Linked DNA regions of Homo sapiens: region 2 is linked to region 1. Evidence: chromatin loops called from intact Hi-C (ENCODE). Cell type or tissue: Caco-2. All regions are shown on one strand.

What was found. Hi-C counts contacts between places; a loop is a spot of excess contacts. Peaks named below come from ENCODE experiments on the same cell type or tissue, not always from the same donor. Only the 100,000 strongest peaks of a DNase experiment are listed, where the experiment ranks them.
Region 2: it touches region 1 in a loop (5-fold over the local background); 2 of 110 quality-filtered maps call a loop at or near these places.

What each region holds. Positions count from the first base shown.
Region 1 is chr4:4,663,688-4,671,687 of GRCh38, forward strand. The region is part of intron 5 of LOC124900165; the gene reads left to right. The region is part of intron 4 of STX18-AS1 (STX18 antisense RNA 1 (head to head)); the gene reads left to right. It overlaps SNORD162 (small nucleolar RNA, C/D box 162), which reads left to right and starts at 639; the gene lies at 639-736. RefSeq lists enhancers at 1,524-2,024, 2,927-3,522, 7,092-7,685 and a silencer at 5,583-5,682. In Caco-2, no CTCF peak of the experiment used is centred here; DNase peaks (open chromatin) are centred at 2,734, 3,194, 3,764 and 4,204.
Region 2 is chr4:4,601,198-4,609,197 of GRCh38, forward strand. All of the region lies in intron 2 of LOC124900165, which reads left to right. All of the region lies in intron 2 of STX18-AS1 (STX18 antisense RNA 1 (head to head)), which reads left to right. Among named protein-coding and RNA genes, the nearest start is that of LINC03091, 29 kb to the left of the region's middle. In Caco-2, no CTCF peak of the experiment used is centred here; no DNase peak of the experiment used is centred here.

The sequences.
Region 1 (8,000 bases):
TTCATGTCCAGCTTAAAGGGAGCCCAACATAGAGAATTTACAGGGATTTTCACCTTTATTTATCTTTGCTCTTTTAGGGGACTGAAGGCCTTGCTGGTTTCCTTTTCTCCTATTTCTGTTCCTATGTGGGGATATGACCTTTGAGGTGAAGTTGGGATTCATATGGATGCACATTTGGGGAGACTGTTGAGATTTACTCAGTTATTTATGGAGCATTTATTCATTTTAAGCATTTATTCACTCAACACGCATCCCATGCGTCATTGGCTGGCAGAGGGCTGGGGGCCCAGGGGTGGGTGGTGCATGACCCCTGCCCTCAGGTGGTTGTGAGGGAGTCCTGTGAATGGACAATGACAGTACTGTGTGACAGGTGCTATGCGAGGGGCTGTGGGGACACAGAGGGAGGCCCTGAAGCAGGCTGGATGGGGCTTGGGGAAGGTCTGTTGGAGCCTTGAAGCAGGGTCCTTTCACTTGGGTCTTGCCAGTTGAGTGAGAGCTGGCCAGGTGTAGAAGCAGGATGGATTCGACAGGGAGGGAGAACAGACTAGCTGAGGGCTGGGGGCTGGCAGGGCATCCCAGTCCCAGTCCAGGAACATGCAAAGACCCAGGGTAGCTGAGGCTAAGCGGATGGGGCCTGGGGGCTGGTGATGAAATGCAAGAGGTAGCCGGACACTCGTGAGCAGGGCTCATATGTCCAGCTGAGCGAGTGCAGGCTTCACTGCTCATACTGAAGCCCTACTATGTGCCAGTAAAGAGAGCAGGCAAAGCTGTGGACAACCTGGTCCCTACTCCCCCTGTTGCTGACAGTGTGCAGGACATGTCACCCCAAGACATAGCACCTCGGAAATGGAGAAAACATCAGAAGCAGGAAGGCCACTGTCTGCCTTTCCCAGGCCTTGCTGTATGACCACTGGCATGAAAGGATTCTCTGACCCACTCCCCTGAAAGTAGAGACCCTCATGTGACAGGTGTCCTGACCTGTACCCAGAGGAAAGGAATGAAGACACAGAACTGCCAAGACGCATCTGAACAAACAGGGCCTTGCTGAGCACCTCCAGTTTAGGACCCTGAGATCACACCCCCTCTCTCCAATCACACGACTGTCCACTCTCCAGCAAACCTAGGCAGAAAAATGCATCGTTTTCCTGTGTCTTTGAGTCTTGATTTCTGAAGGTTCGCATGTCACATAAAACTTAGATGGAATCAATGCATCGCACTTTTCTCTTGTTAATATGTCTTTTCTTATAGGGGTGTCTGCTATGAAGCTTGCCATGGGGGAGGAAAGGGTATAGTTTTCTCCCCCTGCAATGCTCAGAGTGCACTTGGGAAACCATAAGCAGGTGATTATCATTGAGGCTTTAGGAGGTACGTTAGTTTCCTGTGGCTGCTGTACAAAGTGCCACAAACTGGGTGGCTTAAAACAACAGAAATGATTCCTCCCTAGTTCTGGAAGCTGGAAGTGAAATCCACATGTCCTGAGTCCATGTTCCCTCTGAAGCTCTTGGGGGTGGGGGATCCTTTCTCTCCTCTTCCAGCCTCCGTGATTGCTTGTAATCCTTGGCCTTCCTTGGCTTATGGCTGCCATCTCTGCCTCTTTCTTCACATGCCTCCTTCTTTGTCTGTTTCTGTGTCCAAATCTTCCTCTTCTTAACAGGACACCAGTCATGGGATTAGGACCCATCCTAATTGATGTGACCTCATTTTACCTTGATTGCATCTGCAAAGGGCCTATTTCCAAGTAAGGTGACATTCACAGGCACTACAGGCTAGGATTTGAACATATCTTTTGTGGAGACACAATTCAACCTGCAGTAAGATGCTAACCAAGCACACCCCTCTCCTCTGAATCTGCCTGAGCTCTAAATCCACTGAAGTCAGGTGGACAGCACCAAAGTATCCACTGTGCTCTGTCTAGAAGCTGGTGACTGTGTGGGATAAGTGCTGCACCAGTGCACCTCCTCTGGCCACCCCAGAATCAGGCAGGTTCACCCACGCAGTCCAAGCCACCCTGCAAGGCAGGAGGGATGAGAACGGCCATGAATGTCCCTTTCATGGAACCTGGATCTTGCAGCCAGGACAGGAGGTTGCCCTATCCTGAAAATTCCAGATGATGAGCATGGGCTGTGCAGTGCGCAATGGGAACAGAGGACAGACACAGACATCCCCAGACATGGTGCTTGGGTCTGTAGAGGGGTCCACAAAAAGAGACGATTGTAAATGGGACAGATAGGAAGGAGTCAGAAAGAGTGGAAGGTTGCAGCAGTCTTGGCAGAAACCCTGCAGTGAGAACTCCACTGGATGGGGGAACAGCATTCCCCCTGCCCCCCACAACACATTCCCCTCACATCCTTGCTTCTGGGACGTGTTCCTTTCAAATTGTCAAAATGTCAAAAGGAGGCAAGCATGCATGGTCGGTTACGCGTCCAAAATGAAATCGAACAACCCAAGGTCCTCCTGAGAACCAGCTAGGTCCCGACCACTTGCGCATTTGAATCATTTCTGATCTGGGTTTCTGGCCTGGGCTCTGCAGGCCCTAGCACCCAAGGAGGCCAACTCACTGAAGTAGCCTACGCTTCAATGTTTGGCTGTTTGCATTTCTTGACAAAGGAAATTTGTTGGGCTTAAGTTGCCAAGGGTTTGCATCTGGATCCTATGATGTTTGGCTTTGGGAGGGCTGTGCGCAGAACTGGCTCTGGGGCCTCCACCGGCCTCCATGTAATTAACTTAAGTGCTTCGAAGATGAAAGCTTATTTGCCTGATCCTGGATTATGGCATGTGCCGTGAAGGTAGGCAGAGCAGACCTCGCCAGTTATCTCTCGCTATTGAAGTTTCCAAAGAAACCAGTGGTGGACAGTGGAAGTCAGGAAGTTTGGGCATGTTGGAATTTATTAAATTTGCAGTTAAAAAAAAAAAAAAGTTCTGGTTGCCAGCACAAAGAGGTTAAGTGGAAACAACTTTACATAATGAAGTGGTTAATCATATTTTGCTTTAGAAACACTAATATCATAAATTGGCCTCATACTTTTGTGCTTCCAGTTTCAACAATAGAGCAAAGACATTAATTTCCTGGTTTGGTATAACTTCTGGGATTTTCCTTCTGGGCCTCCTCCTCCTTCTCCTCCCTTCTCTCCCCCCTCAGCTGGAGTGAGGAAGATAGCTTTGATCCTAGATGCTCTGGAGGCCTGGGGGAGGTGAAAGGGGGGATGGTGAGGATTCCTACAGGTGATTTTTAGGCCTGAATTCCATTGTGACAGCAATGATTTATTTTAACTACTAACCCAGGAAAGCAGGCGCCACCAGGATGAATACCTCCATCAGCTTCTAGCAGACTAATTTTACTGTTTATGAATCACTAATATGTTTAAGAAAAAAAAAGGGAGTACTATTTTAGATAACTAAAAGTAAGACTTCGAGAAAAGACCTCATGGTGCTCAAACAGTTCCACATGGGAAAGATGACTTTGGATTACAAGATAGAGAACACATGGGGTCCAGAGAGCTGCCCCCAACCTCCGCAGCAGGCAGAGGCTACTGGCAGATGAAACACTTTCATCTCTCCCAGGGAGATAAACAGGCCGGTCTGGATGGGCCTCTTTATTTACAAAAGAAAATTAAATCCGTTTTAACACTTGCACCATTCATAGGAAACACATGTTGGCTGGTAATTGTTTTGAACTCATTTTGAGCTGGGCTGCACCACGTTGGGCTGCCCTTGCGTTTTCGCACTGGTTTGAGATGGCCGTGGAATTTGCAAGGAATTTTCTTCCCAATTCCAGAGGCTCCACGAGGGGGCCGTTCCTTGGCCAAGCTGGCAGAAGAGCACTGTTTGGCTTCCTGCCTCCTGGAGGGAAGCACTTTCCCCTTATTGGGAGAGGGCTGCCCCCAGCGCCCCTTGGCCCCGCATTCTTATCGGGAGATTGGAAAGAATCAAAGGGTCTCACGGCCCTAATTGAGCCTGAAGGGCTTCCTTCCCTCCCACCTGGGAGTTTTCTCAGAAGAAGAAATAAAAGGTTGGGTGATTTTCCCAAGAGTTTCTGTTGGAGTTTTACAGCTGCAAGGAGGCGTCATTCCGAATTTGGGTGTCACCCAGCTTTTCGAATGCTAATATGCATACGATTTCCTGGGGATCTCGTGAAATGCAGATTCTGATTCAGTGGGTCGGGGGTGGGGCCTGAGATTCTAACATTCTCGCTGATTGGGCTGATCAGAGTCCCATACATGACGTTCTCAGACCTTCCCTTCCAGCGCATCAGAATCAGGGCTCGTTAAAATGCAGATCGCGGGGCCCCTCCTGCAGAGGCTCTCATTCCACAAGTCTCGGGTGGAACCTGAGGATTTGTGTCTCTAGTAAGCTCCCAGGTCATGCTGATGTTGCTGGTTTGGGGAGAACACTTTCAAACCACTGTCCAAAACCAATGCCCTGAGAAGAAGCGAGCGCGTTTTTCCATGGGGTTCCCTACTGTCCAGGCACCAGGAATGGCTCTGCTTGAGGGCAGAAGATGGGGTTTGACTGAGAAGGTCTAGGCTGCCGTTCTCCATTGGACGTATTTTCTGGAGCTGTTCGCTTACCCTGGAAGGCCCCTTTTCTTCCTCTCTCTCCAAATTGCCTCCCACTCATTTCCAAAGCTCAGTGCCGGCGTCACCTCCTCCAGGGAGCCTTCTTTTCCTCCAGGCCTGAGTTTGTTTCTGCAGTACATTTTGCATGTCTGTATCATCACTTCATTTCACCACAGTGACCTATTTGCAGGTAATAGATAGTGCGGGAGGTCCTCTCTGAAACCTCAGAGAACAGGACAGAGAAAGTAGCAAGCAGATATTTCTTAAATGAATGAACAAATATCTTTCCAGTGGCATCTTTGCCTGCTGTGTGTCCTTGGACAGGTTATTTAACCTCTCTGATGCTTGGGTTTCCCATCTATAAAGTGAAAATGGTAATGTCTACCCCACAGAGTTGCTGTGACTAGTTCTAATGTATGTAAATGGGCCAGTCACAGACAAGTCATAGATGAAGCTTTTGTTGTTTTTGATATTTTTAGTGTGAATTTTTATTATTGTCCTCAAGGTCAATATTTTTATCCTTAAAGTCACTAATTTGACTAAGGTTTTGCCCTAGTTGACATAAAACATATTTTGAGGATGTTAAGCCGTTGGGGGGAGATACGAATATGACTCATATGTCTTCAGCACTTTACAGTTTGCCTGACAATTTTGCCACAAGTTAAGTCATTTAATCCTCACAAAAGTCCAGCCTAGGAAGTACTATCAAGTTGAGGCTCAGAGAGGTGCCGGCGCTAACCCACGTTCACACGCGGCCCTTTTTCAACCTCGTTGCCTCAAAGGCGGGGAGCTGTGCTCATTGAGGACTTGGTCTGCTTCCCCAGGCCCACAGCTCGAGGACGTGAGACCTCACTGTCTTTTCTAGCTTAGAAAACAGCTCCTGCCGAAAATCGCAGAAAACCCTCCTTTCTGAGGTTCCAATGTGTTTTCTGAGGAGTGTGTTTATCCCGGATATGTGTTCCCTCTCCCAGAATTCTGGGGTCGGCTAGGCTTAGGAGCTTGGTATCCTCCGCCTCGTTCCCGAGGCCCTAGACACCCCTCAGTGAGGAAGCCATTGCGGGAGGGCTCAGCGTTTTCTGGACTTCACAGCTGTGGCATTCCCGTTCCTCGACGCCAGTGGGCGCTCTGCTCGTCCTTCTCCCTTCCTCCGAAGCAGCCTTGGCTCCGTCTTCAGGATGTTCTTCCCACCGCCTTTGGGATTTTGGAAGGCCGTTCTCCCTTCCCCACTATTTCTAGCTTCCTCTAAGTCTCTGAGCAGAAAGGCCTTTCCTGACCAGCTTATGGGCAACGGTGACCCCGCCCCTTACCTGTCACCCTCCCCCATTTTACTTTCCTTCATAGAACTCATGACCAGCCAGCTGACATGGTTCCTGTTGTATTTTTGTGGTCTGGCTCTGCCCAGTAGGATACAAGCTTCATGAGGGCTGCGACAATTGTACTTTTTCTCCACTGTTTTCCCGGTGCCCACAACAGCACCTGGCTCATTGCAGGCACTCAATGAACATTTGTTGATGAATGAATGAATGAGGCTGGATTTGGTCAGAGGTGTTGGAACCAGAGCAACTCCATCTTGAATAGAGGCTGGGTAAAATAAGGCTGAGACCTGCTGGGCCGCATTCCCAGGAGGTTAGGCATTTTTTTTTTTTTTTTTTTTTTTTTTGAGACAGAGTCTCGCTGGGTCACCCAGGCTGGAGTGCAGTGGCGCAGTCTCGGCTCACTGCAAGCTCCGCCTCCCAGGTTCACACCATTCTCCTGCCTCAGCCTCCCGAGTAGCTGGGATTACAGGCATGTGCCACCACGCCTGGCTAATTTTTTGTATTTTTAGTAGAGATGGGGTTTCATCATGTTAGGCAGGATGGTCTCGATCTCCTGACCTTGTGATCCGCCCGCCTCGGCCTCCCAAAGTGCTGGGATTACAGGCGTGAGCCACCACACCCCGGTGACGAGGTTAGGCATTCTAAGTCACGGGATGAGACAGGAAGTCAGCACAACAAACCGATCATAAAGACCTTGCTGATAAAACAGGTGGCAGTAAAGAAGCCAGCCAAATCCCTCCAAAACCAAGATGGTGATGAAAGTGACCTTTGGTCATCCTTATGGCTCATTATATGCTAGTTATAATGCATTAGCATGCTAAAAGACACTCCCCCCCCCAGCACCAGGACAGTTTACAAATGCCTTGGCAACGTCAGGAAGTTACCCTATATGGTCTAAAAAGGGAAGGAATCCTCAGCTCTGGGAACTGCCCACCCCCTGGAAAACTCATGAATAATCCATCCCTTGTTTAGCATATAATCAGGAAATGACCATAAAAGTGGACAGCCATCAGCCCTCAGGGCTGCTGTGCCTATGGAGTACCCATTCTTTATTCCTTTGCTTTCTTAATAAACTTGCTTTCACTTTATGGATTCAACTAAAATTCTTCTCGAGCAAGACCAAGAACCCTCTCTTGGCTTCTGGATCAGGACCTGTTTCCAGTAACAGACTGGCTGCATGAGTGTCACTCAGCATCTTCCCAGTTGGCTCTGGCTATGGGCATCTGGCACCCAGATCCTAGTGCTGGCTCCTTCCAGGCCCAGGCCTGAGCCCTGCCACAGAGGCAGCCCTGGAGAGGCAGAATTGCACCTCAGTGTGATCGGTTGTGTTCAAGAGGCAGGCGGCATAGAACAATGAAAAACCAAGAGCGTAACAGTCAGGCAGATCTGAGTTCAAATCCTGGTTCTTCCTCTGCTTAGCATTGTGGTCTTGGTCAACTTACTTTGGTGTCCTGAGCCTCAGGCTGCCATTGTTAAATAATGATTCCCACCTGGCACGGTGACTCATGCCTGTAATCCCAACACTTTGGGAGGCCAAGGCCGATGGATTGCTTGAGCCCAGGAGTTCAACAACAGCCTGAGCAACATGGGGAAACCCTGTCTCTACAAAAGAGGAAATGTGTTCTGTATCCTCCTGCTGGCTCCCAAACCTACCTCTAGCTTACAAAACCCAAGCACTTTGTGCTACCCTGGACATGGTTAAAGCTAATTCTTGAAGCAGAAGTTGGCGGAATGTAAAAAAGCCTTTGCTAAGGACTTGACCAAGGGAAAACTCCAAGCTTGGAGGCCTCCTAACTGCTGCATTCTCAGAGCAGTCTCCCACCCAGGGCGAGAGCTCCTGCCATTCAGGAGGGACCTTTCTCTCTGGTGAGCTTTGAGGATGGGCCTGTGACCTTTTCCCAGCACCTTGGCTCCAGAAAAAATGTGCAGAAGCCTTTTTTCCTAGAAGCCTTGTGATTACTCTGAAACCAGTGCTCATGGGAGTGGCTGCAGGAATAAATCTTGAAGATGTTTATCCTGAAAATTCCAGGTCTAATTTATGTCCTCCTCCAAACAGCATCTTGGCTTGCCAGCCATTAGGGTCATCATACACGGAACAACATCTCTGGGTCTCAGAGCATAAATACCT
Region 2 (8,000 bases), 62 kb before region 1:
GTGTTCATTTAAGGAAACTAGGCTCAGAGAGGTTGGGTGACCTGCCCAAGATCCACAGCTCATTTGTAAGAACAGGATGGACATGGATCAGCTGCCCAGGTCTCTCCCCAGCCCCTTTCCATGGTGGCCTGCATCTGGCAGATCAAGGTAGGGGTGTCCCGGCTCTGCCAGCATGGCCCAAAGCAGGACAATGCTGAAGAGCTGTCCCAGCTCCAGAAGCAGCCCCAGGATCATCCAAGGCCATGGCTGGACCTACACTGCAGTTCAGCTTCTCTCTCTGTCCAATCCTGATTCCATCTTCTGTCTCCGAAATAAGCATCCTGCTCATGCATATGTAGGTGTGGGTTGGACTGACAGCTTTCTCGGGACCGAGAACTTTCAGCACCAAAACTGGGAATGTCCTGGGTCTACTGGGAAGAGTTGGTTCCCTGTGCATGCTGAACTCCACCAGAGTCTGCCTCCTGGGGACCCCTTCTGTGACTGCAGCTCACAGCGAGCTCAGTCTGGTGCTCAAGATCAGGCTGTGTCCGCCACGCACCCCAGAGAAGTTGTAGAAGGAAAAGAGAAGCTCAGGGCTGCTGCTGCTGTCCACTTTGCTACCTTATGCTGTCCAGCTTGGGGCAAGACTCGGTTCTTTCCCAGATTGAGGTGAAAGTCATCAAGGCACTAGAAGGTGAACGCGCGAGGTCCAGGGCTGGGCTGCTGCTGCCGTGTTCTTAGCTCCTGGCACGTGGTAGGGGCTGCAAATTCGCTCAAGAGGAGGGCTGCTCCCCTGGCCCCGACAGAAGGTCGGGGAGCAGGAGGCCCAGGCAGTACAGCCTGTCACCTGTGCTTCATAGCCAAACCCCCAGGCTTTTCTGGAGATTTGAAAAGCAGCTGAAATGGTTTTCTGAATATCCCTCGTCTGTCCGCTTAGGCTCCAATTGCCCAGGCCGACTTCTCTGTTAGAAGCCAGCTGATCAGTTTGCTACAAAGCTGTATAAACAAGATAAACGAAGCTCACTGTTCCCAGATTGTCTGTAAGGTTCCCCTCATCTCTTTTCTCTCTTTTAGACCCTGGGTTTTTTTCTCTTTGTTGTTTGGGGTTTTGTGGGGGTTTTGGGTTATTTTCTGCCTTTGTTTCCTGACAATAGTGTATGGCTATCTCCCTTATGTGTGAGTGTATTGTCAGGATTCTTCAATAGGATATATACGACATATAACATAAGACATATAACATGTCGTCTACATCCTAGTATATGTTATATATCCCATAAAGCTATTATATATTATATATATCCTATATATATAATATATAACATTACACACACACACACAAAATAAGAAATTGGCTAATTTGATGATTATGGAGGCTGAAAAGTCCTGACCCAGGAAACCCAATGTAGAGTTCCAATCTGAGTCTACAGGCCTGAGAACCAGGAGAGTCAATGGTGTAAGTTCCAGTCCAAGTCTGAGTCTGAAGGTCAGAGAAGACTGGCTCAAAGGCATTTAGACAGAGACAAAGAATTATTTCTGACTCAGCCTTCTGTTCTGTTCAGGCCCTGAACTGGCCGGATGAGACCATCCACACTGGGGTGGGCAATGTTCTTTCCTCAGCCTACGGACTCAAATGCAAACCTCACCTGAAATGCCCTCACAGGCACACCCAGAAATAATAGTTAACCAAACATCTGGGCATCCCCTGGCCCAGTCAAGCTGACACATAAAGTAAACCATCAGAGCGAGTGGATGGGCATGCAGCAGTCTAATCTGAATGCGTCTGGGTTGTTCTTTGGCCATGCTCAATACACAGTTATTGACTATTGACCCAATGACCAGTTACTCAAAGGGGCAATTGTATCAGATACCTGATACTGTTAGGATGTGGGATTTGGGATGGACAATCTCAGGGCGAGTTGAGAGTAGTTATAGTCCCAGAAACTTGGATCTGTCTCTGGGTTGGACCATGTACCCTAAAAACTTCATGTCCACCCAGAACCTCAGAATATGGCCTTATTTGGAAGTAAAGTCTTGGCAGATGTAATTAAGATGAGGTCATCCTGGCTTAGTGATGATGTCCTTATCAGAAGGGGACACAGATACACATACAGAGAAGACAATGGCATGAAGGCAGAGGCCGAGTGGAGTGATGCAGCCACAGCCAGGGAATGCCAGGAACCTCTGGGAGCTGGAAGAGGCCAGGAAGGATCCTCCCCCGGAGCCTCTGGAGGGAGTGTGGCCCCACCGACACCCTGACCTCAGCCTTCTGGCCTCCTGAACTGTGAGAAAATAAATGTCTGTTGTTTTAAGTCCCCTAGTTGGTTGTTGCATTATTCCGTTTTCATGCTGCTGATAAAGACATACCAGAGACTGGGTAATTTATACAGAAGAAAGGGTTTAATGGACTTACAGTTCCACATGGCTGCAGAGGCCTCATAATCATGGCAGAAGGCAAAGAGGAGCAAGTCATATCTTACATGGGTGGCAGCAGGCAAAAAGAGAGCTTGTGCAGGGAAACTCCCCCTTATAGAGCCGTCAGATCTCCTGAGACTTCCTATCACGAGAACAGTACAGGAAAGACCTGCCCTCATATTCAGTCACCTCCCACCGGGTCCCTCCCACAACACGTGGGGATTCAGGATGAGATATCAGTTGTCATTCCTTGCGGCAGCCCTAGAAAATTAGCACAGCCTCCTTCTTGCATAAGCATCCACTGGGCCTTTTTGCCCCTCAAGGGTGATTGCCTGATGCCATTTCTCTTTCTGGAACACTCCAGCAGTTTGGCAAGATTCCCCTGTCAGGGGCCTTTCCCCCTTACCTATAGATGCTGGATCCCTAGTGTCTGGCTTGGCTGGATTTTAGTAGACCTTTTTTTATTTTTTTATTTCACAGTTGCTTATCAGGGCAGGAGGTTCAGATTAACTTTGAGGAATCATTTGTATTTGAGATAGGAAAGGCCTGCTAACTTTGAATGACTGCAGAGGGGAGCTGAAATCAGAACCCATTTGGGTCCTTGAGGGTCATAAGAGAAGTTTTCTTGCAGGGGGGCACTGCTGAGCAAAACCCCGTGACCTGGGGAGGTTTATGGTGCCCATCTTGCAGAAGGAGAAGTCACACACAAATGCACTGGGATCTGCAGGCCTCCAGTCCCTCCCAGAATGTAAGCTTTGCTATTTTTTTCTTATTACAAAATAAATATGTATTCACTGGGAGCAATGCAGATGAGAACTAAACTTTTTTTCTTTAATCTTGCCCAAATTCCTATCTAAGGGGTCTGGGGAGTCATGCCCTACAAATCATAAATTCTCATCAGATGGGTTTTATTTAACCCTATATATGGTGACTTACTTTCCATCCTGACTGGTGTATCATTACAAGACAAGGAATCAAAATATTTTACTCCAAAACATGTTTCTTTGCCATATTTTGAAATGGCCCTGCAAAGCTGTTCTTTATGGGGGAAAATTTGCATCTGTAAAGAATCTCTGTTAACACAGCTAGAACTTTTTCTTCCAGACCCTCCCAATCCTGAAGAGACTAACTAAGATCTGAATAGGAAACATTTGTCATCTATTGTCTCTAAGGGCAGCCACTATAAGACTTCAAAGAACTTTGGTCTCCGTAATGTTTATCTTAACCTGAACATTCCCTTCCTGTCAATCTCAGGTCTTTAGACAAACTCAATCAATTGTCAACCAGAAAATGTTTAAATTCACCAATAGCCTGGAAGCTCCTGCTTTGAGTTGTTCTGCCTTTCTGGACCAAACCAATGTATTTCTTCAATGTATTTGATTGATGTCTCATGCCTCTCTAAAATGGATAAAACCAAGCTGTACCCTGGCCACCTTGGGCACATGCTCTCGGGGCCTCCTGAAAGCTGTGTCGTGGGCCATGGTCACTCATATTTGGCTCAGAATAAACCTTTTCAAATATTTTAGAGAGTTTGACTGTTTTGGTTGACACAGACCATAATCATAAAGGGGTAAAAATGCTCCTTACTGTCTTGCTGCCTAACATGAACTTCCTAGCGTGAACACCGCATCGGCTGTTTTCCAATTCCTCCTGTGTGCTCATCCATACCCATAGATGCCTTCTTTGCCTGTTTTGACATTAAGAACCGTGTGTACTGCACATACCATCTTGTGAGCTGCCTTTTCACATTATGACATATTGTGCACATCATTCCATGTCCATAATTATGAACTGACATCATTTTATTTATTTATTTATTTTTGAGAGAGAGTCTCGCTTTGTCACCCAGGCTGCAGTGCAGGTGCGGTCATGGCTCACTGCGATCTCAAACTCCTGGGCTCAAGCAATCCTCCCGCCTTAGCCTCCCAAGTAGCTGGGACCACAGGTGAGCGCCACCATGCTCAATGAATTTTTTTACTTTTTGTAGAGACAAGATCTTACTATGTTGCCCAGGCTGGTCTTGAACTCCTGAACTCAGGCAATCCTCCCACCTCAGCCTCCTAAAGTGCTACCACGTCCAGCAATATCAACATTTTAAGTTTCCACCACAGCCTACCAAAGTGCTGCCATGCCTGGCAATATCAACATTTCAAATTGCTGCGTAGTTCATTGTTGCCGGTGCCTCCTTTCTTTCACACTCCCCTGCTGTTGGGTTTTTAGTTAGAGTGTGCAGGTGGGGAGGATAGACACGTATCTGGCTGAGGAGTTTCAGCCTGAAACCAGTCAGTGTTAAATTGCTTTTCCTTATGACTTTGTTTTCCTAGATATGAAATGGAAGCATCTGTGTTTTTGCTGTGATCAGAGTGACAATATGCTATAGAAATGAATGAGAGATGGCGATTAGCTGGTTAGAAAGTCCTGGATTATGAGTTCAAAGTTCTCAAGTGGGGTGTGTGTGTGTATGTGTTGTTTGGTGATCTTTCCTTCATCAAGGACAATCAAAGAGGAAGCCGTATGGAAGCATGTTGTTTCCTGTTGGGTAGGCTCTAGCATTTGCTTGTGTTCTATCTCCAATGGGCAAGTGGGGAGAAGGGAGTCTATCTCCAATGGGCAAGTGGGGAGAAGGGAGTCTCTGGACCCTGGAGCACTGCTGTGTTTAAAGTTCAACCACAACGACTAGCTGAATAAATGGGGGATGAGAGGGGGGTTATCTGAGCTTGGTTTGCCTCCGTTTCCCCATTGAATTAGTTTCCTGTGGCTGCTGCAACCAATGACAACAATCCGGGGGTCTTAAAACAATGGCGATTTATCCTCTCACAGTTCCAAAGACAGAAACCCAGAATCAAGGTGTCAGCAGAGCCGTGCTCCCCCTGAAACCTCCAGGGACAAATCCTCCCCAGCCTCTTCCAGCTCCCGTGGGTTGCCGGCATCCGTGGCGCCCTTTGGCTTGTAGCTGAGTCACTCTGATTTCTGCCTGTGGTGTCACATGGCCTTCTTCCCTCTGTGCTTCTCAGTGTCCAAATCACATTTTTTTTTTTTTTTTTTTTTTTTTTTTTGGGATGAAGTCTTGCTCTGTCGCCCAGGCTGGTGTACAGTGGCTCGATCTTGGCTCACTGCAACCTCTGCCTGCCGGGTTCAAGCTGTTCTCCCACCTTAGCCTCCCGAGTAGCTGGGGTTACAGGTGCGGGCCAACACATCCAGCTTATTTTTTGTATTTTTAGTAGAAACGGGGTTTAGTCATGTTGGTCAGGCTGGTCTCGAACTCCTGGCCTCAGTTGATCCACCCCGCCTTGGCCTCCCAAAGTGCTAGTATTGCAGGTGTGAGCCACCGCGCCTGGCTTTTTTTTTTTTCTGATAAAGACATTAGTCATTGGCTTTAGGGCCTAACCTAATCTAATGTGACTTCATTTTACCTCGAATACATCTACTAAGATGTTGTTTCCAAATAAGGCCACATTCTGAGGTCTGAGTGGACATAGATTTTGGGGGGACACTTGCTTAACCCCCTAGTAACATTCTTTAGGAGGAGATGTAATTTGGGGAATTAGTTAATACACAGAAAACACTTAAAACAGCAACTGGCCCAATGACATCCTCAAAAATATTGGTGGATGCATGGTTGAGACCTTCGAAAGGGCTCAGGAAGCTGATATGGAACTCCCCGGGGAAAGTCACCTCCTGACCAGGCATCCCCCGAGTCCCCACCCCCACCACACCTTTTGAGTCTTTATGTCTCATACACCAGAATATTAGGTTTTCCTCTTGCAACCCTTCCATTAAAGAATGGTTTTCTGGCGAGTTGTTTATGCGTGGAAAATACATAAAAATTTATAAAATAAACCCATTTACTTCCAGGCGAAAGTTAGCGTTTTGCCCGGAGTGAATTTTTGTGGCTGAGCTATAAAATTCCGAAAATAAGTGTTTCTAATGAAACTGCGCTACCCTTTAATGAATATCACCGCCCTCGCTATAACAAAGAATGTACAATATTTGGCATGATGCACTCTGGAAAAATCGCTTAATATGTAATGTGAGTGATGGCTGTCTTTGTGAGCCAAGCTCTGTTTTCATTTTGTGGGAGTAATTCAGCTCAACAAATATTTTTCAAGTGCCTACCACGTCCCAATCACCGTGCTAGGCAGTGGGTATATAAAGTTACCCCCAACCCCAAAATGAGTGGGGGGTCCTGTTTTGTAAACACTAATGAGCTCTTCAATGGGCACATGCTGGGCACCCTGCTGGTGTTTTATGCACATTAACCCATATCATCCTAACAGGGTTCCGGCAAGGGAGGCCCACTGTCTGTATCCCCATTTCCAGATGGGGCACAGAGGTCAAAGAAATTTGCCCACTATTATGCAGCCAGCAAGTAGACAGTCAGGGTTCAAATCCAAGCCGTCGGTTGCAGAGTTTCTGTTCTTAACCGCTGTCCCATACAGCAGCATCAGAGTCACAGCACAGGGAGGTGAGTTCAATGCTACTGGGGTCAGCCCAGGGACTGCGGAGGCACAGAGGAGGGGCACCCCTCCCACATAGTCTAGGGGGTGCAGAGAAGGCTTCTTGGAGGGGTGGGTATCCTTATGGGGAATTGGAGCCGGGGCCAGGAAGAGGAGAGGGGACAAGCGACACAGGCCCTGAGCTTAACGACAGCATGGCGTGTGTGTGCATGCGTGTGTGCTCGCGTGTGGTAGGTGTGGCAGGCTCCTGCATCGAAGGTGGGAGATAATCAAGAGATGAATCCAGAGAAGTGGGCAGACGTCAGCCCGAGGCACAGCGTGGGCGCTACCCACTGGAACTCAGGAGGAGGGCGGGAAGGAAGGCCTGAGTCAGGGTTTTTAGGAGGAGCAGTAATTCAAACATTTCAGGATATGCCGCCTGGAGGTTCTTTGCAGGGATGAGGGAAAAAAAAAAGAAATATAGACGAGAAAAAATACAGATTACTATTTCAAAATTCCACCTAGCCTGGCTTTTTTTCCCTCTGTCATTAGATCTATTTGTGCCGTCTACTTAAGGGTGGAGGGTGGGAGGAGGGAGAGGAGCAGAAAATATTACTATTGGGTACTGCACTGAATTCCTGGGTGAGGAAATAATCTGTACAACAAACCCGTGTGACGTGAGTTTACCTATGTAACAAACCTGCACATGTGTCTCCGAACCTAAAATAAAAGTTAAAAAATAAAAAAAATTAAAAAATAAAAAGGCTACAGAGCATTAGAAAAAAAAAAGATCTATTTATGCCCATTTCATCATTTAGCCCCCAAAGTCTGAGGTTCTTATGTTTTTTGTTGAGTGCGGGATGTTCCTGCTGACATAATAATAATAATAATAATAATAATAATAATAATAATAATAATAATAATAATAATACTATCAGCCAGGCGTGGTAGCTCTCACCTGTAATTCCAGCACTTTGGGAGGCCGAGGTGAGAGGATCACTTGAGGCCAGGAGTTCAAGACCAGCCTGGGCAAGCTAGCAAGACCCAATCTCTACAAAAAATACAAAAACTAGTCCCAGCTACTCAGGAGGCCAAGGAGGGAGGATCACTTGAGCCCAGGGGTTTGAGGCTGCAGTGAGATATGATGGCATCACTGCACTCCAGCTTGGGTGA